2 separate regions of the Homo sapiens genome follow, and region 2 is linked to region 1. The links are chromatin loops, found by intact Hi-C in ENCODE. Cell type or tissue: ovary. All regions are shown on one strand. Each heading gives the region's core, and the rest is flanking DNA. Links, peaks and the distances in the headings are about the cores only. Region 1 has its middle 54 kb from the start of ANP32A. Region 2 has its middle 24 kb from the start of FEM1B.

Region 1 (9,385 bases), core at 800-8,799:
TGAATAACACATGGTTGTCACATGTTGGGGTGAGAGCACTAGTGTCAATCTGTTTACTGCAAAATTGAGCAGGGGCAAAAATCCATTCAAACTGCAAGACAGACCAGTGGGTTTTAACATGACTGCGTACTGAAACTTTATTGATATGGTTTCAGATTCTACCCTGCAACTAACCTTACAAAGCGGCCACAATGATCTATAAAGGCTACTGAAATATTCCTCCCCTCTCCAATTCCACGTCCGTGTGAGCTTGGATTATCTTCATATATTTCTGCCAAACAGCCTTTCACAGCAAATTAAATGCCAAAGCAGATATAAGAATCTGGCTGTCTTCTATCTGGCCAGACACTAAGAAGATTTGTAAAGTAATGATTTAGTTTTCTCACTAAAATTTTTTTGTGTCTTGAGAAATACAGTCATTTCTAATAAAATGAATGTTTCTATGTTAAAATGGGGTCCTTGTTATTTTAAAGCAAATAAATATTTTTAACAATCCTCAGATTAAATTTTTAATATCTATGTTATTGTTAGAGGTAATCTTCATAAATAAAAGCTCTTAGGATTTTCAATAATTATGCAGACACCAAAAGGTGGAGAAAATGAATGTATAACAGTGACATCAACAATATGGATAAATTTTATTAACATAATAAGGATTAAAAATAAGTTTTGGAGGACTACTATGATGTCCTTTTAAAAAATGACTTCACTTTTTTAGAGCAGTTTTAGGTTCACAGTAATATTGAGAGGAAGGTACAGAAACCTTTCATATTACCCTCTGCCCTGACACATACAGAGCCTCCACTATTATCAACGTTTTCCACCAGAGTGGTACATTTGTTACAACTGATGAACTTACACTGGCACATCATAATTATCCAAAGTCTGTAGTTTACATTAGAGTTCACCCCTGATGTTGTACTTTCTATGTGTTTGGACGTATGTATAATGATAGTTACTCACCATTATAGTATCATACAGAGTAGTTTCAGTCCCCTAAAAATTCTCTGTGCTCTGTCTATTCATCACCCTACCTCAGGCTCTGGCAACCCCTGATCTTTTTACTGTCTCTACAATTTTGCTTTTTCCAGAATGTCATATAGCTGGAATCATGCAGTATGTACCCCTTTCAGACCAGCTCCTTTCACTTAGTTATATGCCTTGAAGATTCCTCCATGGCTTAATAGTGCATTTCTTTTCAGTGCTGAATAGTATTTCATTGTCTGGATGTACCATAGTTTATTCATTCATCTACTGAGAACATCTTGATTGCTTCCAAGTTTTGGCAGTTATGAATGAAGCTGCTATAAACATTGGTGTGCAGGTTTTTGTGTAGACATAAGTTTTTAACACCTTTGGGTAAATACCAAGGAGCATAGCTGCTGGATCCTATGATAGGAGTATGTTTAGTTCTGTAAGAAACTGCTACACTGTCTTCCAAAGTGGCTGTACCAGGCTGGAGTGCAGTGGTGCCATCTCGGCTCACTGCAACCTTCGCCTCCCCGGTTCATGTGATTCTCATGCCTTAGCCTCTCGAGTAGCTGGGAGTACGGGTGCGTGCCACCATGCCCAGCTAACTTTTTTTTCTTTTTTTGTGGTGGAGAAAGGGAGTTTCACCACATTTGCCAGGCTGGTCTCAAACTCCTGGCCTCAGGTGATCCGCCCATCTCGGCCTCCCATAGTGCTAGGATTACAGGCATGAGCCACTGTGCCTGGCCAATGGTATCTTGTTGTTGTTCTAATTTGCATTTCCTTGATGACATATGATGTGGGCATCTTTTCATATGTTTACTTGTCATCTGTATATCTTCTTTGGTGAGGTGTCTGTCAAGGTCTTTGGCCCATTTTTTAAAAAATTGAGAAAAATTGTATTTATAATATACAACATATTTTGACAATGTATACATTTGGAATGGTTAAATCCAGCTAATTAGCATATATGCATTACCTCACATACTTGGCCGTGTATATAGTCAATTTTTGTAAATATTCTGTATGTGATGTGAAGGATGTGTGCTTTGCAGATTGTTGTCGCAGGTCTGTAAGCGTGCATTACATCAAGTGAGTTACTGATGTGTTCGAATCTCTATCCCTTATTGGTTTTTTTTGTTTGTCCCATTAGTGAGATGAGTATATTAAAATCTTCCATTGTTGCTAGGATTTGTCTGTTTATCTTTGTAGTTTTCTGTTCACATTTGCTTTACACATTAGAAGACCACATTATTAATGCAGCTTGCCATCTCAGTAAACAGGAAGCCCCTACTCGGCCTGATGACATGCCTGTAACCCAGGTGTCATGAAGCTTTCCCTTTAATTTCCCTTTATAATTCTGCTTATCTTACTTTATAAAAGAAAGGCGTCTCACTTACCCATTTAACTTCTTACTATGTCTCTGCCTCTGGAGCACCAAAGAAAGGTACACTGACGTGTTCATTAATGGGAATCAAGGCACCATAAACTGAAGGCATGGCTTTTCATCGTCTAGACATCTAGGTGTTAAGGGCACAGCATGGCATTAGATCATCATGGGATTTTTGAGATATATCTCAGAAGAAAATTTTAAAAAGTTGAATGACATTGCATAACAAAATTCCTTCCATTTCTACTCACTGATATATATATATAAACATATATATTTTTGATAAACATATATACATATATACTTATTTATTTAGTTATTTATTTTTGAGATGGAGTTTCACTCCTGTTGCCTAGGTGAGAGTGCAATGGTGCGATCTCAGCTCACTGCCACCTCCGCCTCCTGGGTTCAAGTGATTCTCCTGCCTCAGCCTCCCAAGTAGCTGGGATTACAGGCATGCACTACCATGCCTGGCTAATTTTGTATTTTCAGTAGAGACGGGGTTTCACCATGTTGGCCAGGCTGGTTTCGAACTCCTGACCTCAGGTGCTCTGCCCGCCTCGGCCTCCCAAAATGCTGGGATTACAGGCATGAGCCACCATGCCCAGTTGGTAAACACATTTTCTAAGTATTAATATATACAGAAATAAAAATTGGAATGGGATTTATTCTGAACCCTGTCTCATTTTAATAATCAGTGATATTTTCCGTACATATATGAACTAACTGAAAAACAAAAGCCTATTTCATTAAGGAATATGTGTATAATTTAATACAATTTAAACGTGATATAGTTAATGTAATTCAACATTTTATACCTAATAAAAAATTTATAACTTGATGTTTTGTTTAATTTTATACAGATGATACTTGCAATGATAACTCAATCTGGATTTTTTTTAATGTTTAGAATCATATGAAATTTTAAAATTAAAATAAATTTCCCATATTTTAGTTATACATAAGGATAATATGGTAATCAATTTAAAAAACTTTGAAACATAAAGATATATTTTTATGTAAAATTTTGAATTGAAGGAGGAAAAAAGATGTAACATTTTTGACTGTTAAGGATAAGCTAGCTCATGTATGTTTTAAATAGATAATGGAAATCAAATTACATAGCAATTATTTTCCATTGTATCTATTTGTTCATTTTTATTTTTTAAATTTATTTTTACATGGAGTTTCACTCTGTCCCCCAGGCTGGAGTGCAGTGGTGCAATCTCAGTTCACTGCAACCTCTGCCTCCTGGTTTCAAGTGATTTTCCTGCCTCAGCCTCCCAAGTAGCTGGGACTACAGGCATATGCCACTATGCCTAGTTAATTTTTGTATTTTTAGTAGAGGCGGGGTTTTGCCATGTTGGCCAGGCTGGTCTCGAACTCCTGAGCTCAGGTGATCCGCCCACCTTGGCCTCCCAAAGTGCTGGGATTACAGGCATGAGCCACCATGCCCGGCCCCATTGTGTATATTTAAAAGAACATTATGAAAGTTTTCTTTAAAAATGTCAACTCCCATGACAGACAACAAACAATTTAGAACGAAAAATTTTAGAGGGCAACTGCTATAATGTGTGAAATTCTTGTGGGGTATATTCGAGAAGGACAATGTGAAGACCCCACCTCCTGCTTTTGGGCAATCACGTGTCCAGCCAGACACTAGATGAACTACGAATTTCCTGAGAAGAAATTTCCTCTCTTGGTAAGTGTTTCAGTATCCAGAACACTTAACCATCTTGGAATTCTTCCTAATACTCACCTTTATATCTAGGGGAAGGTAAAGAAGTGGGGCCCCCCCACACAGCAGTGAGTGCCAGAGCTGGAAGTATTCAGAAGATAGAATGGTGGACCATGCTCCCTTTCAGAGCCAGCAACTGATAACCCATCTCATTCTGGTTGGAAAGAATAAGGAAAGAAGAAAGGATAGACAGAAACACAGGTAGACATACCTATTTATGAAGTGCCTTCTGTGTTCAGGGATCTGAACAGCTGCGTGCATGTATGTTATTTGATTTTCATAACACTGCCTCCTACAGATGAAGAAATGGAGCCTCAGGAAGATGACACGGCTTGTCCAAGTTTATACGGTTTGTCAGTGGTGCAGTTGGGATCCCAGGTTTGTCTGACTTGGCTATAACCACCGCCTTAGAGTCGGAAGATATGTGTGCCCTGGGGCAAATTACTTAACTTCTCTGAGCTCAGGTTTCCTCATCTGTAAAATGGGGCATTACTAGCTATTTTGCAGGGTGGTAGTTAAAAGCTAGCGAGTTAATGTGTGGATGTACTCAAATTCCTAGCACCGGGCCTGGTGCACAGAAGGCCCTGAAGTTAGAAGAGTTGACTATTCAGGCACAGAGTCGGGTATTCTGGCACCAAACTTCTGCCAGCAAAGTGATCGCTGGTGTTTGGGGCACAAAGCTTTGGGAGTAGAGCTGTCACTTAATGGTGACAAAGTGAGTAGTGGCTCACGTTAAATTTTAAGATAAAGCACCTAAAACTTTGGACATTGACTTGGGGTTGCCTTAAGAGATCCAAGGCTAGTGCCCATCCACTGCATTCCCTCCTAGCCAAGAATGTCTCGCCCTTCGCATGTTAAAACTAAACAATGTAGCCCGCGGAGCCCATTCAATGCTCTGCAGTCAAGGATTAAAAACTCATGCTGCCTAGTAATCCCAGCACTGTGGGAGGCGGAGGCGGGCGGACTGAGCTTGAGGTCAGGAGTCCAGACCAGCCCGGCCAACACGGTGAAACCTCGTCTCTGCTAATACAAAAATTAGCCGGGCGTGGTGTTGTGCGCCTGTAGTATTGGCTACTCGGGAGGCTGAGGCAGGAGAGTCGCTTGAACCCGGGAGGGGGATGTTGCAGTGAGCCGAGATCGCGCCACTACACTCCAGCCTGGGGGACAGAGCGAGACTCTGTAACAAAAAGACAAACAAACCAATCCAAACTCATGCTGCCTCGCCCTTGCGGGGCAGAACCTACAAAAGTCACCATGCCTCTGATGTTCATTTTCACTTTTTTTATGTTACGAAGCAGGATCGTGTGTGTGTGTGTGTGTGTGTGTGTGTGTAAACGGATCCAGATCTAAAATTGTCACTGAAAGGACGAACTCATCAAAGAAGTCCATGTGTAGCTGCAAGTAGCTTTCTGGAACTATTGGTGTTGTTTGCGCGCCCCCTGGCGGCCAATGGCCTTCCTTGTCAAGGAGGTTGGCACAGATCATCAGTTTCTTAACCGTGGTGGCACGTGAGGAATTACCTGGAAATTCTGATTTAAAAGCTCTACTGATAGCTCACGCCTGTAATCTCAGCACTTTGGGAGGCAGAAGCGGGCGGATCACCTGAGGTCAGGGGTTCGAAACCAGCCTGGCCAACATGGTGAAACCCCGTCTCTACCCAAAATACAAAAATTAGCCGGGCTTAGTGGTGCACGCGTGTTATCCCAGCTACTCTAGAGGCTGAGGCAGGAGAATCGCTTGAACCCGGGAGGCGTAGGTTGCAGTGAGCCGAGACCTTGCGGTTGCATTCCAGCCTGGGCAATAATAGTGAAACCCCGTCTTAAAAAAAAAAAAAAAAGTCTACTGCTGGGATAGACATTAGTATTATTTTTTTAAAAGAAATTTCACAGGTGATTTAATGTGCAGACAGGGATAACCACTGCTAGGGGGATTTCATTTATTTATTTATTTATTTGAAATGGAGTTTGGCACTTGTTGCCCAGGTTAGAGTGCAATAGCACCATCTCGGCTCACTGCAACCTCCGCCTCCCAGGTTCAAGCGATTCTCCTGCCTCAGCCTTCCAAGTAACTGGGATTACAGGGATGCGCTACCATGCCTGGCTAATTTTGTATTTTTAGTAGAGACGGGGTTTCACCATGTTGGCCAGGCTGGTCTCAGACTCCTGACCTCAGGTGATCCACCCACCCTGGCTTCCCAAAGTGCTGGGGTTACAGCTGTGAGCCACCATGCCCGGCCCTGGGGATTTCATTTAGAGTTACAAATTGATGGGTTTGATTCATTTTGCAAATATTTATTGAGCTCCTACTAGGTGTTAAGCACTGTGATAGGAGATGATGAGCAACAGAAAGACCAGTGCCCTGTCCTCATGTAAATTACAAATATTAGTGAAATAAACATACAATGAAAAAATAATCATTAGAGCTCAGAATAGGACAATCTGAGTGCATCTGGAAGTCAGCAAACGCTTGAGGACTTGCCTTTTGAAGTGAGGTCTGAAGAGTGAGCTGGAGTTAACTAGGCCAGGCTGATGCACTGACACAGCTAGTTGCCTCAAGTCTCCTTGCTCTTGTCAGGCAAGTGGCCCACGAAGTTGGAGGTAGGCCTTCTTTTATATGGCTCTGGCCTCCTGCCCAAGTGGACAATCGGATCCCTGGATGACTGACGATGATTGCCTGTTAATTCCATCAGGGTAATGTGAAAACATTAAAAGGAGGAAAGTGTTGCTCCTGAGGGCAGCAAAAGATGTGTGCGTGAAGGTCGAGGAGGAAGACAAGATGGAGCGCTGAACATCAAAGAAATGCAACTTTAAACAAAAAGGAGCCATGTCTCGTCAGGCCAATTGGCAAAGGCGTATAATACATAGTGCTTGATGAGAATGGAGATTCTTCTCTCTGATCCAGCAAATTCACTGTTAGGAAGTCCCCCTGGAGAATGATGGGCATAGATAAGTGGAGAGTCTAGCAGAGAAAGGGAGTATGGCTGAGCTTAAAGAACAGGATCATAACCCCTTTGGGAGGAGAGGTTTGTTTTAAAGAGGAAGAGTAAGTATTGTGTGGGACGTTGTCTCAGTGGCTGAATTACCATTGATCGCTCCATGTGGGATTACATAAAAGAAGATTCATGTGTAGAAAAATTTCCATATAACAACCTCTCTTATCCTTTTAATTTCAACTGAATTTGACATACCTATTGAGTACCTGCTGTTGCAAGGCTTAGGTGGGTGTGAAGAACTGCATTATCATGAGGGATGGGTGACATGCCTGGCTCCCTGTCCTCCAGGAATGTAGGCTAGAGGCGAAGGCTGACAAGCGACAAATTGAAATGCAGTAATTATAATAAAATAAATATTATATTATAGGTATAAGAATGTGTGTTTAAAGTGTTATGAGAAGAGAGGTAAAACATTTTTCAAATTGTAATTGAAGAAACGAGTCTGAGGAAGATTCCCAGAGGAAATAACATTTGAACAAAATTTTGAAGAAACAATTGGATTTCACTAGATTTGGCATAGGAGTATTGGAGGGGAGAAGGCCCTTCTGCTTTAAGGAGAGTTGCATGAGGCTTTATTTATTTAATAAGGCTTTACTGAGCACATTGATAAATGCTGTGTGGGATACAGAAGGAAGAGAACTTTCTACCTTGGAAAGGAGACAAAACACACCACAAGCAGAACAAAAGCCATGATATTACATTATATTGTGTAATTAGGTGTCAATGTTGTCAGCAAGATCTAGAGATGAGGCCATTGCTTCAAATATTTGCAGCGCAGTGGACAGAAGCCTGCTGAGGGCAAAGGGAGAAATGGGAGGTACATTCTTACCATCACCTTTCCACAAACTTCTGGATTAAAAAATATTATTGTTTCTTTTGACAATTTTTTATTTCAATAGTTTTTGGAGTATAGGTGTTTTTTGGTTATGTGGATAGGTTCTTTCATGGTGAATTCTGAGGTTTTAGTGCACCCATCACCCGAGCAGTGTACACTGTACCCAATATGTAGTCTTTTGTCCCTCACCCCCCTCCCAACCTTCCTCCTGCATCCCCAAAGTCCATATATCATTCTTATACCATTGCATCCTCACAGCTTAGCTCCCACATATAAGTGAAAACATATGATATTTGGTTTTCAATTTCTGAGTTTAAAAAGTATTATTGTTTCTTAATGTGACATGAACCATACCCGAAAACACTTTGGCAAAAAACTCAAGCATAAAGGGGGGAAAAAAAAGCCTCCCTCACCACCCCAACTCCCCCGTAATCCCGCATGTCTCCTGAGATGTAACTGTTATCGCCACTTTGGTGTGGATTCTCCCAGAATGTTATCGATGTATTTATACATAAATACAAATATGTAAATACATAAACATATAGTTTTTGGGTTGCTGTGTGTTTTATATAAATGGTAAATTCGGAACATTTTCTATAGCTTTTTTTTCACTCCAAGGTATTTGGGGAACTTTACATGTCAGTTCATTTAGATATACCTCAGTATTTTAAACTTGTATTCCATGGCATGGTGCATCTCAGTCACTGAACTATTTCCAGTTGATAATATGGGCAGTTGATAAAATTTATACTTGATTTGTGCATCAGCAACAATAATAACATCCAGCCTGGGTTTAGTAAATGGAGCCCTGTCTTGAGGCACCAGTCTAGGGTAACAGTTCCACTGCTGATTCCATGATCTTGGTCAGTTCCCAAACCAGAATGAAAGGGAAGCTGGGGAGCCTCAGAGAAGAACCCAGCACGACAAACAGCTGAGAGTTGTACTGCAAGCCTCCCACTAATGACTGGTTGTCATTGATCAAGTAACTATATGCTAATAAAAGGAAAATACCAAGAGCTTGAAAGCTACTCTGGCCCATTTGTGAAGGTGGGGGCTCTCAGCAGGCAGGGGAATAAATGGTGTTTTGATTTGACTCTATCTCATAGTAGGCTCATTGTGACAAGGACTCTAAGGACATTTGAAGATATTTGGGGTGGGGAAGGGAGGTCTAAAAGTGCTTTGTATTGCTAAAAGTTAAAGACATAAAGATTAAAACAAGATAGCTGATTGGCAAGTAATACGTTGTTTATGGGATGAAGATCTACATTTTCCTTTTGACCCAGCAATCCTACTTTTAGGAATTATCTCATAGAATTACTCTCATAGATATATAGAGACAGGAGCAGAGAACGAGAGAGCTGGTAAACTCTATTTTACTTAAGCCATGGAATTAAGGAACACCTGGGGTAAGATATTTTGAATTTATCTGGTGATTATTTCCCAAGTTCCTGAGTGTACAGT
Region 2 (9,385 bases), core at 883-8,882, 620 kb before region 1:
CTCAAACACTGTTGGTGGGAATGTAAATTACCACAGCTGCTATGCAAAGCAATACGGAGGTTCCTCAAAAAGCTAAAAATAGAACTACCATATGATCCAGCAATTCCACCACTGGGTATATATCCAAAAGAGAGGAAATTGATATATTGAAGAGAAATTCGCATTCCCATGTTTGCTGCAGCACTATTCACAATAACCAAAATATGGAATCAACCTAAGTGCCCATCAACTGAATGTATGGATAAAGAAAATGTGGTATAGATATACAATGGAATACTGTTCAGCCATGAAAAAGAATGAAACTCTGTCATTGTAGCAACATAGATAGAACTGGAGATCATTATGTTGAATGAAGCCAAGCACAGAAAGACAAATATATCTCATGTTCTCACTCACATATGGGAGCTAAAAAGTGAATCTCATGAAGATAGAGAGTAGATTGACAGTAAGGGTGGGTGAGGGGATGGAGAGGTTGATTAATGGGTACAAATACACAGTTAGGTAGAAGAAAGAAGACCTGATATTCGATAAGGTGACTGTAGTTAACATTAATCTATTGGACATTTCTTATTATTTTTTTGTGTATGTGACGGAGCCTCACTCTGTTGCCCAGGCTGGAGTGCAATGGCGTGATCTCGGCTCCTGCAACCTCTGCCTCCCGGGTTCAAGCGATTCTCCTGTCTCAGCCTCCCGAGTAGCTGGGATTACAGGTGCGAACCATCAGGCCTGGCTAATTTTTGTATTTTTAGTAGAGACGGGGTTTCACCATGTTGGTCAGGCCGATCTCGAACTCCTGACCTCGTGATCCACCCACCTTGGCCTCCCAAAGTGCTGGGATTAGAGGCGTGAGTCACTGCGCCGGCCACTATTGGACATTTCAAAATAACTAGAAGAGAATAATTCAAACGTTCCTAGCATAAAGAAAAGATAAATATTTAAGGTGACAGCTATCCCAATGGCCCTGATTTGATTATACAAATGTACCAAATTATCACATGTACCCTGAAAATATGTACATCTATTATATATCAATGAAAAATAAAAAAATTAAATTCCTACTGAAGAAAAGAAAGCCCAAGTAGTCCAATAGCTATGGGATAAATTGAATCAGTGGCTTAAAAAAAAAAATCAAGCCAGCTGGTCACGGTGGCTCATGCCTATAATCCCAGCACTTTGGGAGGCTAAGGCAGGCGGATCAAGAGGTCAAGAGATCAAGACCATTCTGGTTAACCAACATGGTGAAACCCCGTCTCTACTAAAAATACAAAAATTAGCTGGGCTTAGTGGCGCATGCCTGTAGTCCCAGCTACTCGGAAGGCTGAGGCAAGAGAATCGCTTGAATCCGGGAGGCGAAGGTTGCAGAGAGCCAAGATCGCACCACTGCACTCCAGCCTGGGCGACAGAGCGAGACTCTGTCTCAAAAAAAAAAAAAAAAAAAAAATCAAGCCTAGATAGTTTTCACGCAATTCGTAGCAGATTTTCATGGAGCAAATGATACCAAACATCATAGCTTATCCTAGCCTAACTTAAACATGCCCAAAACACTCACGTTAGCCTACAGATAGGAAAAGATTAAAATTCAGGCTTTGAAGTACAGTTTCTATTGAATGTGAACTACTTTCAAATCACCATAAAGTAAAAAAATCATAAGTTGGGGACTGTATTTGTATTCTAATTTTATACTAACTCTTACAAAGAATATCAAAAGAAGCATACTTCTTAACTCTGTATGAGGTTAGTATAAACTTAATATAAAACTAATCAAGGACTGTATGAGAAAGGAAATAACAGACCAGAATCTCTGATGAACATGGATGTAAATACTATAAACAAAATATTAAGAAACTGAATCCAACATTATGTAATAAAGACAATTTATGATGGCTAAGCTGGATTTATCCAAAGAGTATAAGAATGTAAATCATTCTTATACTCTAACATCAAATCCATAACTTTAGTCCATCACATTAAATGGATTAAAGGAGAAAAGTTATATAATTATCTCAATAGATATAGTAAAGGCATTCAGTAAAAGTTAACATCCATTTATGACAAAAGCTCTTAGTAAAGCCGAAATAAAATGAAACTTCCTATTGTTAAAGGTTATTTTTAAAAAGCCTATAATCTTCATCATTCTTAATGGTAGATCACTGTAAACATTGTTCCATTAAGAGCAGACTAAGACAAGGTCAGGCGCAGTGGCTCACACCTGTAATCCCAGCACTTTGGGAGGCAGAGGCGGGTGGATGGATTGAGCTCAGGAGGTCGAGACCAGGCTGAGCAACATGGCAAAACCCCTTCTCTACAGAAAATACAAAAATTAGCTGGATATGGTGGTGCACACCTGTAATCCCAGCTACTTGGGAGGCTGAGGCAGAAGAATCGCTTGAGCCTGGGGGTTGGAGGTTGCAGTGAACCAAGATCGCCCCACTGCACTCCAGCCTGGGTGACACAGTGAGACACTGTCTCAAAACAAACAAACAAACAAACAGAATAAGGCAAAGATGTCTGCTATCACCCCTTCTAGTCAATAAGGTGAAGGGTAAGACAGAAAACAGTACTGTCATTATTTGTAGGTAATATAATTGCATATATAGAAAACCTCAAAAGAATGTTCAGACAAATTATTAGAATTAATAAGAGAGTCCAGCAAGGTTGTTAACTGCAAAAATGCAAAACTGGAAGAAGGTATTTGTGACATGTAGAACTGACAAAAAGATCTAGCATGTGCGTGTGTATGTGTGTGTGTGTATGTGTGAATCTTTTTTTTTTTTTTTTTTTTTTTTGAGACGGAGTCTTGGTCTGTCGCCCAGGCTAGAGTGCAGTGGCGTGATCTCGGCTCACCGCAACCTCCGCCTTCCGGGTTCAAGCGATTCTCCTGCCTCAGCCTCCCGAGTAGCTGGGATGTACAGGCAGGCACCACCACGCCCAGCTAATTTTGTATTTTTAGTAGAGATAGTGTTTCTCCATGTTGGTCTGGCTCGTTTTGAACTCCCAACCTCAGGTTATCCACCCATCTTGCCCTCCCAAAGTGCTGGGATTACAGGCGTGAGCCACCACACCCGGTCTTGTGTGAATCTTAAAATAAGAAAAAGACAAACCAGTAGGAAGATGAGCAAAATACATGAATAGGCACTTTACCAAAAAAGGAAGCATAAATTACCAACAAACATGAAAAGATGCTCAACCTCATTGACAATCAGGTAAATATAAATAAATGCCACAATAAGCATTTTATTCCAACTCTATTGGCAAAAATTAACAAATTTAGTAGCAAGTACTGGTGAAGATATGTATCAGTGGAACCTCTTTTATACCACCAATATTGTGTAAATTGGTACAATCTTGAAAAACACTTTGGCAATATTTTGTAAAATTGAACTGGATATATTGCAGGGAAGTTCTTGCACAAGCATAACAATATTCAGTGCAGTACTATTTACCAAAAATTGGGGTCTACCAAATGTCTACTGATAGGAAAATGGAAAAATAGTGATATATTCACAGAGTGCATGTACTATAGCTACACACATCAACCTGGTCAAATATAATGTATGAAAAAGGCAAACTGTGGAAAACTAAATAAAGTCAAACTTGCATAAAGCTCAAACAAGTAAACTAAACAATATCTTGTTTAGTTATATCTATGCCTATGATAAAACTACATATTTTTAAAAATCAAGAATATAGTCAATCTGAAACTCAAGCTAGTATTACCTCTGGTGAGGAGGTAGAGCAAGACAGGAAAGGGGAATACAGGTGGATGCATGAATAGGCAGTGTTCTAGTTCTTAAGTTGAATGGCGAGTTTCTAAGTCTTCATTTCATGTTGCATTTGTTCTTTTGATGTATCAAATACTATAGTTTTTAAGAGAGCTGTAGTTTCCCTCTTTCGCCACTACATGGCAGGCTAGCACCTTAGTGAAATAAATCCTGAATGGGAAAGGCTGGTGTAAATGGACATGTACCTAATAGCTTTCTAGCAGCATTCTAATTTCCCCATGCGGATACATATAAAATAGGGCTTGATGTGCTCAGAGTGTTTAAATGCACAACCACAGCATCTCAGGCGTACATCACTGTGGCATGGATCTTGCAGCCACGTGACCGGGTTTTTTGTTTTTATTTTTCCTTTCTTTCTGCCTGGTTATGTAACTATTTTTGCAAACTTAGAAGTGTTTCTGTTTGAATGCTGAGTTTTATTTCTCAGAATGTTCCAATATTTCCCAAGGCATTCATTCCTAAATTAATAACATGGAGCGGGAGGACAGTCCCTCATGGCAATTGACACATCTAACTTGCACTTTTATGTCTAACATTTTGGAGCTGTGTTTTTCACCACTAGCATTAGAACCACTGTTTAATAATGTCTGATGACACTATTGCAATATATAAAGTAATACTTAAAATTTAGTAACAATCAATGTTAAAATAGCAATGCAATAGTCATCAAAATCACTCACAGAAAGTCTGGTGCCAAATAGCTTGTTCACATGATGTGATTGATGTGACAGTGACACAAATGTCGGCAGATACTTCTTTTTTAGCCGCCGATATTATGCCACCAGTGGCGACACACAAACAGCATAAAGTCTAACTTCTATAAATCTCAAGTAAACTAAACAATATCTTCTTTGGTAATACCTATGCCTATGATAAAACTACATTTTTTTTTTTTTTTGAGACAGAGTCTCGCTCTGTCGCCCAGGCTGGAGTGCAGTGGCGCAAACTCCGCTTGCAGTGGCTCACTGCAAGCTCCGCCTCCCGGGTTCACGCCAATCTCCTGCCTCAGCCTCCCGAGCAGCTGGGACTACAGGCGCCCACCACCGCGCCCGGCTAATTTTTTTTGTATTTTTAGTAGAGATGGGGTTTCACCGTGTTAGCCAGGATGGTCTCGATCTCCTGACCTCGTGATCCGCCCGTCTCGGCCTCCCAAAGTGCTGGGATTACAGGCGTGAGCCACCGCGCCCGGCCAAAACTACATATTTTTTTAAAAATCAAGAAAATGGTCGACATGAAATTCAAGCCAGTATTATCTCTGGTGAGGAGAGAGAGCACGATACGAAAGGGGCATAGGGAGCATACAGGTGGATGCATGAGCAGGTAATGTTCTCGTTCTTAAGTTGGATGGTGGTGAGCCACCCACTTGCAGCTTCACTCTCTAGACTTGCCCTGTCTGCTACCATAGCACTAGACACACGTGGCAAGGGAGCACTTGAAATAAGATGTGCTGTAAGTATGAAATACACACTGGAGTTTGAAGACTTAGTATGAAAAAAGGTCAAATGTCTCTTAATAAATTTTAATGTTGATTACATGTTGAAATGATAATATTTTGAGCAGTGTGAAAAAGAGGTGAGAACGACCCCAGGACAGATCAAAGCCACGCTCCCAGCGCCTATGTCCCGCCGCCGTTGCCGCCACCACCGTGCCCAGGAGAAAGGCTGAAGGTGATGCTAAAGGAGATAAAACCAAGATGAAGGACAAACCACAGAGAAGATCCACGAGGTTTTCTGCTAAACCTGCTCCTCCAAAGCCAGAGCCCAAACCTAAAAAGGCCCCTGCAAAGAAGGGAGAGAAGGTACCAAAAGGGAAAAGGGAAAAGCTGAAGCTGGCAAGGAGGGGAATAACCCTGCAGAAAATGGAGATGCCCAAACAGACCAGACACAGAAAGCTGAAGGTGCTGCAGATGCCAAGTGAAGTGTGTGCATTTTTGATAACTGTGTACTTCTGGTGACTGTACAGTTTGAAATGCTATTTTTTATCAAGTTTTACAAAAATGCAGAATTTTGTTTTACCTTTTTTTTAAGCTATGTTGTTAGCACACAGAACACTTCACTGTGTTTTTTGGGAAAGGGGCATATGTCACTAACAGAATGTCTCCGAAGCTAGGTTGATGTGGGGAAAACCCTTTTCCCTTCTAGTTTTGGGAGACTTGCCCTTGGCTCCCAGGAAGGGGGATTCCCTGACTTTGACACACAAGGTCCCTTGGCACAAAAGCCTCGTGGGACGGAAAAACAAATTCCTTTCTATGTCCTCTTCTCCCTTTCCACCTTTCAGCATAGATTTAACTCCCTTAAACCCAGACACCTGTTGGACCTGACCCCCCCCAATAATTGGTTACTGGTGTGTCAGGCAATCTAGCCTTTCCAGTGATGCCACTGAGATGGAACCCCTCAAAAAAGCAGTGGTTCTGTTTCTAGATTGTGGATCTTCAGATAAATTCTGCCATTTTCATTTCACTTCCTGAAAGTCAGGGTCAGCTCATGAAACATTGTTAAACAACATGCTAAACATGAACTATCAACCTCACTCTAAACTTTCCCTGTTCAGAGCATCAGATGAGGACTTCATTTGGGTTTTATAGTGGCTTTCTGATTTTTGGTAGTCCTTTGAAGAAGGGAGTTTGAAAGTCACTGCATATGTTAACTATTGTTTGCCCATGCCCTGCCTGAAATGCCATGATTGTTTATGGAGAGTATCTTTAATAAAGCTGGATACAGTTTGGCTTGGGAAAATAAAAGAAACAATATTTTGTATATGTTTGGTTAAATGAAATACTTCAATTCATTTCACCTGTTTCTTTTTACTTTTTCTTTCTTGTTTGGAGTCAGGGTCTCCCTCTGTCACCAAGGCTGGAATGCAGTGTTGCAGTCACCACTCACTGAAACCTCAACTTATCAGTTTTAAAAGATCCTCCTGCCTCAGCCTCCCCAGTAGCTGGGACTACAGGTGCGGGCCACCATGCCTGGCTAATTAATTTTTGTACAGACAGGGTCCCACTATGTTGCCCTGTCTGTTGTCCAACTCCTCGCCCGAAGTGATCCTCCTTCTTCGACCTCCCAAAGTGCTAGAATTACAGGCATGAGTCACCGCCCCCAGCCTTTCCCCTCTTTTTATTTTATTATTATTATTTTTTTGAGACGGAGTCTTGCTCTGTCTCCCAAGCTGGAGTGCAGTGGCGCCATCTCGGCTCACTGCAACCTCTGCCTCCCAGGTTCAAGCGATTCTCTTGCCTCAGCCTCCCAAATAGCTAAGATTACAGCCACGCGCCACCATGCCCAGCTAATTTTTTTGTATTTTTAGTAGAGGCGGGGTTTCACTATGTTGGCCAGGCTGGTTGAGAACTCCTGACCTCAAGTGATCCGCCTGCCTCTGCCTCCCAAAGTGCTAGGATTACAGGTGTGAGCCACCATGCCCGGCCATTTTTCCCTTTTTTAAATGTGGTTACTAGAAAATGTAAAATTACATATGTGGCTCGCACTGTATTTCTGTTGGGCAGCACTGCTCTAGCCGTTATTACCAATACAATACTTGTGTTATAGCACTCCTGTATCACAGTATTTGTTATTACAATACTCTCTTTGGGATCCCCACACACGTGGCTGGCTTCAGGGGTGTGGGCAGTGCAGTCGCACAGGGCCCCACGTTCAGAAGGGCTTCGCCCTTGGTTTAATGCGCTGCTCTCATTGCCTTGAAACTTACTTTTTACCTTTGAATTTGAGTTTTCTCAGCGAAGTCTCACAGGACAATGGCGCCTGCGCCAGTGGCTTGAAGGCTCGGCTCAAGCCCGCCTCGCCTCCCTCCCTCCTAGGGATGGCTCCCAGTGTCTCTGGCCGGGGCCTGCCTCTCGCTCGCCGCTCCTTCCCGGCAACGGCTGCCATTTTCCGCCCAGGCAAGGTCCTGGGCGCGGCTCTGGGGAGGGTCAGGGTGCGCGTCCCACCGCGTCGTGGGGCAGGGTGTAGTGATGGTCACGCATCCCTTCCCTGGGCTTCTCCGGCACACCTGTATCTAGGGACTGAGCGCGACTGACGCAGAGGTCGCAATACCGCTGGGGGCTGCCTGGTGCCATGCGGTTGGGCCGCGGGCCCAAGGGAAAGAGAGACACCTGGCCTGACTTCTGCAGGCCTCTCCCCGCCAGCGAGCGCACGGCAGCGGTGCCCAGGGGCTGGAGGCAGCGGAACGCACGCGCCCGGCGTCGCTGAGGGCTTGCGCCAGCCCCAGAGTACCCGCGTGCCCGAGGGAGCGCGCCCGCCTCTGGCTCCGAGCTTGGGGGAGGGGCGGCGTGAGGGAGGGAGGATCTTGTTTTCCTGCTTGCAAGCTTCCTGAGTCTTTGTTGCGCTGTTTGTCTCTTCTGGCTAGTCAGAGCACCCTCTGGGGACAAGCCGTAACATACGAATTGTGTAACTCGGTGATTCCACATTGCACAATATGAACATAAATGGTAAAATTCGTGCTAATAATTTAAAATTGTATTTTTTCTTTATTTAGAAATTTTCATAAGTAGCATATAAAAAGCACAAAAAGTCCAGAGAGAGAAGGCTAGAAGCAAGGTAAAAGCTTTTACTTGCCTTTTGAATAAGGCATCCTCATTTTGCACCGGGTCCACAAATTATGTAGCCAGTCCTGCTTCCATAATCTAAATTTCAAGCATTCCAGGCTCTGACCACTACTTTTGGGTTGTCCAGCACCACAAGTCCAGCAATCTTTTGATTCCAATAGGACCTACAATTAATAGATCTTACCACCTTTTCTCTGGCCTTCATCTCATATATATATATGATATATATGAGATATATATATGATATATATGAGATATATATATGAGGAGATATATATGAGATATATATGAGATATATATGAGATATGATATATATATGAGATATATATGATAGATATGAGATATATATGATAGATATATGAGATATATGATAGATATATGAGATATATATGATATATGAGATATATATATGATAGATATATGAGATATATATATGATAGATATATGAGATATATGATATATATATGAGATCTATATATGATATATATGAGATGTATATATGATATATATGAGATGTGTATATATGATATATATATGAGATGTATATATGATATATATGAGATGTGTATATATGATATATATATGAGATGTGTATATATGATATATATGAGACGTATATATGATATATATGAGATGTATATATATGATATATATGAGATGTATATATATGATATATATGAGATGTATATATGATATATATGAGATGTATATATATTATATATATATGAGATGTATATATGATATATATGAGATGTGTATATATGATATATATATGAGATGTATATATATGATATATATGAGATGTATATATATGATATATATATGAGATGTATATATGATATATGAGATATATATGATACATATGATATATATGATATATATGATATATAGATATATGATGATGATATATATGATATATATGAGATCTATATATGATATATATGGGATCTATATATGATATATGATATATATGAGATATATATGATATGTATATACATATATCTCACATATATTATATACATATATGTATATCATATATATGAGA

What was found. Hi-C counts contacts between places; a loop is a spot of excess contacts. Peaks named below come from ENCODE experiments on the same cell type or tissue, not always from the same donor. Only the 100,000 strongest peaks of a DNase experiment are listed, where the experiment ranks them.
Region 2: it touches region 1 in a loop (4-fold over the local background); 8 of 110 quality-filtered maps call a loop at or near these places.

The regions. Positions count from the first base shown.
Region 1 is chr15:68,870,484-68,879,868 of GRCh38, forward strand. No RefSeq gene overlaps it. Among named protein-coding and RNA genes, the nearest start is that of ANP32A, 54 kb to the left of the region's middle. RefSeq lists an enhancer at 4,649-5,256. In ovary, for the core only: a CTCF peak has its summit at 5,542 (motif pointing left); DNase peaks (open chromatin) are centred at 5,078 and 5,528; H3K4me3 peaks cover 433 bases.
Region 2 is chr15:68,249,206-68,258,590 of GRCh38, forward strand. It overlaps a transcript of CLN6 not described here and the pseudogene HMGN2P40. Among named protein-coding and RNA genes, the nearest start is that of FEM1B, 24 kb to the right of the region's middle. RefSeq lists an enhancer at 7,666-8,313. In ovary, for the core only: a CTCF peak has its summit at 3,929; a DNase peak (open chromatin) is centred at 8,056; H3K4me3 peaks cover 1,196 bases; H3K27ac peaks cover 1,520 bases.